Linked DNA regions of Homo sapiens: region 1 is linked to region 2. Evidence: chromatin contacts called from ENCODE Hi-C or POLR2A ChIA-PET data. All regions are on one chromosome and are shown on one strand. The core of a region is the stretch at or near the end of the contact, and the rest is flanking DNA. Distances in the headings are between cores, read along the strand shown. Region 1 overlaps LINC02613 (long intergenic non-protein coding RNA 2613). Region 2 overlaps LINC02613 (long intergenic non-protein coding RNA 2613).

Evidence for each region. A loop is a pair of places that touch in the nucleus more often than their neighbours do. ChIA-PET counts read pairs that join two places held with the same protein, here RNA polymerase II (POLR2A). Pooled maps may share reads with other maps.
Region 1: a map of esophagus muscularis mucosa shows a loop between it and region 2 (6-fold over the local background). The contact joins two enhancer-like sites. A Hi-C loop is called at or near these places in 9 of 168 maps with a recorded cell type or tissue (HepG2, MCF 10A, OCI-LY7 and 6 more), 5 of 37 single-sample maps with no recorded cell type and 14 of 50 pooled maps. POLR2A ChIA-PET finds 5 or more read pairs at or near these places in 8 of 52 experiments (GM12878, HEK293, HepG2 and 5 more).

The regions. Positions count from the first base shown.
Region 1 is chr2:38,497,329-38,502,255 of GRCh38, reverse strand. The region is part of intron 1 of LINC02613 (long intergenic non-protein coding RNA 2613); the gene reads left to right. Among named protein-coding and RNA genes, the nearest start is that of LINC02613, 16 kb to the left of the region's middle. Within about 2 kb of position 2,267, at least 10 of the 41 ENCODE cell types and tissues checked have a DNase peak (open chromatin) inside an H3K27ac peak, as active enhancers do.
Region 2 is chr2:38,462,449-38,467,457 of GRCh38, reverse strand. The region is part of intron 4 of LINC02613 (long intergenic non-protein coding RNA 2613); the gene reads left to right. Among named protein-coding and RNA genes, the nearest start is that of LINC01883, 34 kb to the right of the region's middle. Within about 2 kb of position 1,527, at least 8 of the 41 ENCODE cell types and tissues checked have a DNase peak (open chromatin) inside an H3K27ac peak, as active enhancers do.

The sequences.
Region 1 (4,927 bases), core at 1,018-3,517, 34 kb before region 2:
GCCTCCAGAAGGACCACAGCCCTGCTGACATCTTGATTGTAGGAGTTTTGACCTTCAGAACTATAAGATAATAAACTTGTGTTGTTTTAATGCACTAAGTTTGTGGCAGTTTGTTACAGCAGCAATAGCAAACTATACGAGGTGAATAGGCTCCAGAGTGGTTTAGGAAATAATTTGATTAGAAGGAGGAGATGAGAGAAAGGCCTCCTTGGATTTCTGGGTCAGGCATTAAGGTGAATTGAGGTACCATTCCCTGAGCTAGGGCCCAATGGCGAGGGGATGGCGGGGAGGGCTGGTGATGGCATATTCACTTTTGGACATGTTGGGGTTGCAGTGTCCATGGGAGTTCAAGGTGAAGGTGTCCAGTAAGCACTTGTCTGTTGGGACAGGGGCTGGTCTGGAGGCTGAGGGTGTTCATGGTCATTGAAGTCACAGCCCAGGTGGTGGGGCCATGAGAGTGACATTGAGAGGAAAAGAGAGCTGGGGCCAGAGCCTGACATTTGAGGGAAGATCTCTTTGTAGGTCGGGAAATAGAGCAAAACATGCCTCTGCGGGATTGTTTTTTGCTTTGTAAACTTTTCAACCCTTGTATATTCTTTGCTCCCTGGTGTTTTTTCAAAACTTTATCTTGTGTACAAATGGGCAGATTTCGGTTCTCCACTCCTGGACTATCCCTCTCATTCCTGCTAGTGCCTTCCCGAATACAGAACGCCATTGAGGGGGGGATTTAAACTGTTTCTGGACTCCAGTTGCCTCTCTTGTGACCCTGCTTTCTTTCTTTCTTTCTTTTTTTTTTTTTTTTTTTTTTGAGACGGAGTCTTGCTCTGTTGCCCAGGCTGGAGTGCAGTGGCATGATCTCGGCTCACTGCAACCTCCTCTGCCTCCCAGGTTCAAGTGATTCTCCTGCCTCAGCCTCCCAAGTAGCTGGGATTACAGGTGCATGCCACCACTCCTGGCTAATTTCTGTAGTTTCAGTAGAGACGGGGTTTCACCATATTGGCCAGGCTGGTCTCGAACTCCTGACCTTGTGATCCACCCACCTCAGCCTCCCAAAGTGCTGGGATTACAGTCATGAGCCACTGTGCCCAGCACCTGACCCTGCCTTCTATGCTAGGCTCCTGCTCCCAAGCGTCCTCTGCAGAGGCTCACAAAGACAAGCCTCAGTGCTAGCTCATGATCCCAGCAATCTCCCTGCACGCCACTTCTCCCCACCCTTCTCTGTCCATGTCTTGACCTGTTCCTACCTACTTTTTCCTTGGGTTCTCCTACTCACATTTTGAGTCTTGTTGCTGGCCCCGTCCAGAGGAAGCAGCCTTCCTGACTCTGTACCTGGCATAGCAACCTTAGCTTAATTTTGCCATTTCAGGATTTGAGAACCCCAGGCCCACTCCCCAACTTTTGCACTTACTGTTCTCCCTGCCTAGAACGCACTTCTAGAAGGGACCTCTGAGTTGGCCTGACTCAACTTTCAAAGCAGTGTAGGATTTTTGTACACCAAAGGTAGTTTTGCTTTCTCTATCACATGGATTGTACACAACTGTTTACTTGTTTTCGTCTCTCTTCTTGATCACAAATTCCTTGTGAGCAGGGACCCTGGTTTATTCATCTCGTATCTTCAGCACCTAACATACCACGTGGTTCAATAAATTTTTCTGTTGGACAGAACCCTTCTAGACTGGATCATTATGTCTTCACTCTGACAGCGAGGTGAGCGTGCGTCGGAGGAAGATGTTTTCCTCGCCTGAGTCCTGACAGGCAGTGTACTAATTAGCAACAGGTGAATAGCAGCACGCAACCCACATGCTTCCCTTACATAACACGCAGTCTTCTCCTGCTCCTCGCTGTCTCCAAGCTTTGCACAAGCCCCGGTTGCCTGCTCCTCTGCACCAGAGGTTGCAGGGATCACGCATCTCTTGGCCTCTCTAACAGATACCTGTGCTTGGCCTCACATATCTGGCTCGACAACCTGAGCCAGGCAGCCAGCAGGAAGGAATCGCCTCTGTCCTGGAATGTCTTGGCAGGTCTGGAATCCAGTTAGGGAGAGTGCTAGTTGGAATGTTTGGCTGGGAGGAGCGAGGAGGCTAAGGGATAACTGCATAACTGAGTCTCCAGGGCTCTAAAATCCCATTTTTCCTGGGGTTAGGGAGGAGACTCAGGGTTGAGAAATGCAAGATAATTGAATTTGGAAAGGAAAAGGAGATGGAAAGCATGTGAGCAACCTAGCTGCTGCTGGCGGATCACATGCCGGCCTCTGAGCACTTGTTTCCAAAGGCAAGAGCCAGCTGGTGTAGGTCTTAAGGGTACTTCTCAGTTGCCTCAGACACACAGCTCAGGGGAAGTCAAATGCAGCCGGAGCCCCCCTCCCCACATCTCTGTGTACTGTTTTGCACTCCCCTCAACCTAGAAAAAGAAGGAAGACTGAGTTGATCAAATTACATGCTGGCCCTGCTGTACCTCCTCCTCACCCCCAAGGTTAAAATTGTGGATTCAGTAATATGCATAATAACCCCGGAAACATTGAGTTCTATGGCACAGAAACCTTGTGCATTTCTGCAAAGGCAGTTTAAATACAAAAGCCAAAAATAGACCCATAAATAGCACAAGGGTGAAATATTTAAGACTCTGATAGCTCAATGGGCCTGCCGTTTTGCTAAACAAGTGGTTCTCAAACGAGATCGCAAGAAGGGCTTATTAAAATACAGATTGCTGGCCCTACCCCTACAGATTCTGCTTCTGTAGGTCTGGGCCGGGCAGACCACTGGGTCAGGTTCTGAGATCCCCAGTGATGCTGATGTTGTTGGTCCAGGGAACCTTGCTTTGAGAACTGTCTTTTTTTTTTTTTTTTTTTTTTTTTAAACAGCTAAAGAAACTTATTTAGAGAGAAATACGTAAAACAAATAGACAGAAAAGCTGCTATGTGAAAACCGGGCCTCAGGGCAGTCACAAGCAGAAGCCTGCAGATACTTTACATTGTCCCTTGTGTGGTAGGGTAGGTCACCCTCTCCCAACGGCTTTTCCAAAGGGTACCCTGGGATTCACACCCTTTCCGCTTTGTGGCTCCTACAGTGCCCCTTCCCCACAGTGCCTACTGCATCCAAACTCTTGGTACACAGCTAAGGAAAGGTGAATCTAGGATGCAGTCCACCAAAGACTATGGGATTTAGAGTTTAGAAAGTTCAGCTTGTATAGGCTGGGGCGGGGGTGGCTCACGCCTGTAATCCCAGCACTTTGGGAGGCTGAGGCGGGTGGATCACCTGAGGCCAGGAGTTCGAGACCAGCCTGACCAATATGGTGAAACCCTGTCTCTACTAAAAATACAAAAAAAAAAAAAAAAAAAAAAAATTAGCCAGGCATGGTGGTGTGTGCCTGTAGTCCCAGCTACTTAGGAGGCTGAGACAGGAGAACTGATTGAACCCGGGAGATGGAGGTTGCAGTGAGCCAAAGTCACGCCACTGCACTCCAGCCCGGGCAACAGAATGAAACTCGATCTCAAAAAAAAAAAAAAGAAAAAGAAAGTTCAGCTTGTATCAACCAAAAATATCACCAAGTTATTTCCAAGCCTTTCTAGTTTTCTGTTCCCTTCCATGACCCCAACCCTGTCTTTAAGTCTAGTGACTTTAAAAGCCAATATTTCTCCTTGAGTGATTTCCTCCACTCTTCCCCAAGAACACACATTTCTCTGCGGAAACTGAATTATTGCTTTTGTCCTTAGTTTCCTGGAAGAATCAAGATAATTTTCTGCATGGCCTTCATGTCAACTCTTTTGATTTCACTCCAGTATTTCTCTCTCATAGGCTCTCAATTCTTTCATGGAAACTTCCTGAGTTAAAGTCCGCTACGTCTTCCCCACTCTGAGATTACAGCATCAATTTCATCTCCTCTTGAGAATTCTCATTCCTCGCCCAACCAGCTGCCTTGGCCTACTTTAGACCACTTTGCTGTGAGAGGAAGTCACTCTCTCCCCTGGGGTTAAGCTCTCACTTTCTAGCCATAACCTCACATCTGTCACTCAAGTGCAACCCCTGCCCCACCCCCACTTTCCTCTGGTGGATGAGCATTGTGGTGGAGAGAGGGTGGAGGGATGGGAATAAGTGGGGGTGGAAGATGGGAGAGGTGGAGATTATTTGTTACTGAAACATTCATTTTAGGAAAAATCAGATCCTTGATTTCCTTCCTTTATGCTTAAAAAAAATGCAATTTGGTGTTGTCTTTAATTTGGGGTGAGGTTCCTTAATGGGTCCTGTCTTCATGGTCTCTGAAGGTCTTAATCAGACTGACTGCTGCAGCCCAGCGATCAAATCTTATGACTCCAGGATATTTCAGCGGGAGAACCTTGCACATTGCTTAATGAATGGGCTGTTTTAGTTTTACACTGTTCAAATATTTGCTGAAGGAAAGAGTGAATTATGCTCCATAGGCCTTAGCTTAGCTGGATGGTGGGATTCACAATTACAGTGTCACACCTCACGTAGACTCTACCTCAGAAAACATCTTACATTTAAAAATATTTTTGAGGTTAAAAAAGGCAAAATCTGCAAAACTTTTTTTTTTTTTTTTTTTTTTACCTCCACAAAGAAAACCTCAATGCCTCCTCCCCTCAGCCAAGTATAAAGAGTGTAATTTTCTCCTTGAGGAAAGTGACATAAGTCATCTGACAGGGCCTGCATGATCCGGGTCACTCACTGCAAGTGCTCCGGCAGCATCTTCCTAACACAGAAGCTTCCTGAGATTGCACATTGGCATCCGTTCGTGGTAAGGCTGGAGGATGGAGCTGTGCTATTTCTTACCTTAGGACTTATGAAGCAAGCATCTGTGGAAGCCGGGGTGACAGAGTCCAAGGTTTAGCTTGGGATCTGCTTCAAGGACAAAGACTTTTGTGTCATCTGAGCAAATATTAGGAACTGGTCACTGCTGTGTGCCACTCACA
Region 2 (5,009 bases), core at 278-2,777:
ATGGCTCTGGGACCGCTGTGTGCCCACTCTATGCCCCTTTCTTCCTGCACCACAATCCTCAGGGGTTGGCTGGCTTTTCGGAGTCGCCACCAGGTACTTTATTTCTCACAGCTTTCCCACGGCTGCCTGCTGAGTAGGAGGCAATTATCCTAACTTCTCATGTTTTTGACCCTCAAAGCAAGTGCCCCAGCCCATTTGGAGTTAAAAATGTGAAAGCATTTTGGACCACATCCAAAATCTGGTCACTCACCATGTGATTACCTTTTTAGGGAAGGTTTATCATTTGCCTGCTGAAGTTTACTTTAATTTCTGAATGTTTTGCAAACACATTCTTTGTTGACAGCCCTAGCTGGAAATGTTTCAGCTCACCGTGTTCTGGGTAAAAAACATTGTCAAGTCTTTTTTTAACCCCTCACGTTAGATGGTTTTTCTTGGCCTGCATTTCAGTGTCCATTAACCTTAGTGTCGTAACATCTTGGAGTTAGAAGCAACCTTGGAAGCCACCCATCCAACTTCCCACCCAGTGGGAGAATTGTTCTGAAGCTTGCCTGATCACCAGCCTCAGATAGCTTGCTTTTTAAGGGCATTGCTGTACAGACACAGAGTACCATAGTTTACCAATTCCCCATAACATTTTGCATACATTTTCATGAATCTTGCAGAATCAGAAAGCAGTGTGAGCAATTCCAAGTTTGCTAATTAAATTAAAATGAGCACAGACTCTTACAAAACAGGTTTTAGAGTTTCAGGAGGCCTTACATGGTCAAAGACATTTTTCACCTACTTAAAATAATCCTATCCTGGTTAGCAGGGACAGAGAGATGAGGGAGTTGGACACATCACATGCTTGGAAGGAGAAGCAGAGAAGGATTGCTTGGCAGTCCTGTGTGTACATTTTCTTCTGTCCCTTTGTTCTTACTTTCTTGCCTCCTTAAAAGAACAGAGATGGCCAGGTGCGGTGGCTCACACCTGTAATCCCAGCATTTTGGGAGGCCGAGGTGGGCGGATCACGAGGCCAGGAGTTCGAGGCCAGCCTGACCAACATGGTGAAACTCCGTCTCTACTAAAAATACAAAAATTAGCCAGGCGTGGTGGTGGGCGCCTGTAATCCCAGCTACTCAGGAGACTGAGGCAGGAGAATCACTTGAACCTGGGAGGTGGAGGTTGCAGTGAGCTGAGATCGCACCACTGCACTCCAGCCTGGGCAACAGAGTGAGACTTGGTCTCAAAAACAAACAAACAAACAAACAACAAACAAAAACAAAACAAAACAAAAAAAGAACAAATGGTATATAAATGAAGAATATAGACATTGCCCTGCTGAAGGGCGCTGGACTGGCCTGTCATCCTCCCACTGCCACCGCCTGTCTTTCCACCTAATGGTAACTGGATGCCTTGTCCCATTAGTTTGGGCCTACCCCAGTTTCTGAGCCCACCGAGAGATAGTGCAATGTGTGTTAATAGTTGCCCCTTCCACCTGTCTCCCTAACTTTTGTTCTGCTCCAGTAGAGGGAGCCAAGCGGTGATACCAGCTGCTATGGTGGTTAAGTGAGCTTGAGCCTTGAGCCACGCTGGGACCTTGGTGGCACAGGCCCCTCAGAGTAAGGGGAGGAAGCTGGCCTGGGAAAGACTGAAGTTAACCCATCAGAACAACAGGGTTGTTCTGTGCCTAACCCCTCTCTCATGCAAGCTGAGGAGAGTTTCTGGGCTAAAGAAGGTAGCTGAAGATTTTTTTTTTTTTAAGTTAGGGGTAGGAAGCTCAAGCAGGGGTGAGGAGAGAACAATGCAAGGTGCTGACCCAGCCTGGACACACAGGTGCAAGGTCCAGGGGGCATGTGAAGTTCAGGTAAGCTTAAGTAATGGTTGTGAGAAGGCCTAGTTGGTGGCACAGGGCCTGGTGGACCCTTCACAGCATGATACCCCAGTCAGAGCCTATGCAGAGAGACAGGCAAGAAGTGGCAGGATGTCGGGGCCACAAGCAGAAGCTCAGGGCAGGCCAGCATGCCCTGCAGGCCACCAGGGGCAGGAGCCTCCTTCAAGGTTCTGATCCTGCTGTGTGGTCCCTCCCCAGACACCCAGATCTCCCGCAGCACGCTGAGCACCTAGAGACTGGTCCAGGACTGATGCACTCACAGATCTGCCTGGGTCCCGTCTGATGACTCGAAGGGGCCAAGGAGACTGGGACTGACTGCCTGAACTGCCGGGCCCCAAGTTCCGTCAATTCAAATCAACAAATACTGGACTGTGTATCTCTGGGTGAGGGAGTTGGGGTAGGATAAAGATAAGGGGCTGGGTGGCCAACTAAGAGGGAGATTAGGAAATGCTGATAATGTCATATCATATGAATTATACAGCAGATTACACAGCCAGAGGACACTGCTTCGTTAGTCCATACAGGCATCTATTTACATGGGGCATTTACATGGGAGAAGGAGAGGGGGAAGACAACATAGGAAGAGAGGAAGCGGGGGAAGAATTTTGCATAGAAAAAATGCAGTGCCAATCCCTGACCTTGTCTTCCAGTCCAGTGGCAGGTGGCAGCAGGGAAGGACTAAAGGAGCCATTTCCGCAGGGCGTCAGGGAGACAGAGGCCACAGCTATCTGCTTAGGTTCCAAAGTAACTTCAGGGATACTGAGTGGAGGAGAGGGTCATTGTCCTCACCCCGCTGTGCAGCAAAGCATCTCTGTGAGTGTGAGGGCAGCAGAGGTGTAACTCCATGTTGGCACCTACACCACTGGTGTAGTGGAAGCAGCACCCTTGGCGTGCACACAGGTGTATCCCCAGAGGGCAGCCTGAGAGCGCAGCGCAGAGCATCCGCAGGACTTGAGTGGGATCGGAGGTCAGGAACCAGTGACGTTCTGGACACACCCATTATTTTCAACTGGTTGGTACCAGGTTGGGCCAGTAGGACCTGCAAATACTCCAGTTGTGGAAGTTAACAGAGTGTCCTCTCTAGGCGCTTTAATTGCCACCTTCATAACAGCCTTGAAAAATTCCACCCGCCCCCCAACCTTTTAAATTTCTTTTCTTTTCTTTTTTGTCTTTTGAAACGGAGTCTCACTCTGTTGCCCAGGCTGAAGTGCAGTGGTGCAATCTCAGCTCACTGCAGCCTCCACTTCCCGGGTCCAAGCGATTCACCTGTCTCAGCCTCCCAAGTAGCTGGGACTACAGGCACGTGCCACCATGCCTGGCTAATTTTTATATTTTTAGTAGAGACGGAGTTTCACCATGTTGTCCGGGCTGGTCTCGAACTCCTGGCCTTAAGTGATCCGCCCATCCCGGCCTCCCAAAGTGCTAGGATTACAGGCATGAACCACCGCACCCGGTCCCTACCTTTTAAATGTCATAGAACTTTTCTGAATCTGCAATTACCTTGTTTTTTTTCCTTTGGTCCAAGGGTCAGCCAATTTTAAAAATTTTTTTTTCTGTAAAGAGCCAGATAGTAAGTACTTTTGGCCTTGGGGGCCATATGGTCTCTGTTACAACTGCTCAGCTCTGCCACTGTGGTCTGGAAGCAGCCATTGACAATGCATAGACTAACGAATGTGACTGTATTCAAATAACAGATGATTTATGGACTCTGACACTGGAATTTTATATACATTTTCACAAATTACAAAACATTCTTTTTGATTTTTTTCACAAATCCAAAAATATGAAAAACATTTTTAACTTGTTGGGTGCAGAGACAGTCCCTGGCCGTAGTTTACCAATCCCTGAGGGTCAGGAAGGGCTCATAGTTGTGTTGCTAGTGCCTAGCACAATGTCCGACATACAGTAGGTGCTCAGCAGATATTTGTTGGAGGTGTGAACTGCACTTTACATACAAGGAGACCACAGCTCAGGAGGTTAATCAGCTCTCTGAAATGTGGAGTTAGAACTCACACTTTCATGGTTTGCAATACTTTGGAAAGTGAAGTGGTTGGCAGCTCTTCCAGCTGCGAGTCCTCCACTCCTTCTACCAAATCACAGCTTTGGCCTTCCCAGAAAAAAATATTGTCATATGGAATTTCACAGAATTGGGGGCCGGGCGTGGTGACTCATGCCTGTAATCCCAGCACTTTGGGAGGCCGAGGCAGGTGAATCTCTTGAGGTCAGGAGTTCGAGACCAGCCTGGCCAACATGGTGAAATCCCGTCTCTACTAAAAATACAAAATTTAGCCAGGCGTGGGGGTGTGCACCTGTAATCCCAGGTACTTGGGAGGCTGAGGCAGGAGAATTGCTTGAACCCATGAGGCGGAGGTTGGAGTAAGCTGAGATCACGCCACTGCACTCCAGCCTGGGCAACAGAGCCAGACTCCGTCTCAAAAAAAAAAAAAAAAAAAAAAAAGAATTGGGGATTGAGAACTGCTTTTGAGCAATAAATCAACCAGTGAGGTAGACTCTTGTGGTATCACCTTTCAACATGGTCAAGCTATGGAAACGTGATTTTAATTTCTCAGGTTTTTTGTTTGTTTGTTTTTGTTTTTGTTTTTAATCTGCCAGATGGAGACCATGCCATTGCTAGTCTACCTTGAAAGACAGATGTGAAGAATGAAGTCAGGGGCTTTGCAGGTATTAAAAAGTTTCCATGAGGGCTGAATCATATGCATATTGTTCATTTGAGCATTTTCTTTATAATCAAAATTTGTTTGTTTTTAAAAAAACAACCACCAATGGTTTTGTGTGAGCTAGGGGCTACATAAGACCTAAAAAATTCCTGCTTTTGGTAAAAGCAAAAATTAGATCTACTCTAGAAGGCAATCTGACCTTAAAAACATCCAGGTCCCTGGTTGGAAAAACAGGTTCTTTTTCAAAGTCAGTCCTTGCAAGTCTGTATCTCCACCCTCATTTCTGTCAACTCCTACACTTGGTTTCAGCTTAAGTCTCTGTTGGTTGCTACGCTTTTTTTCCCATCTCCCATGACTCACTCCCAGGCTGTGTTCTCACTTGGCCTCAAGCCTGCTCTGCTCCTCAGGCGGTGAGGTTGACCACAAACCATATAGCATTCTAGGAGGTGAATATGTGA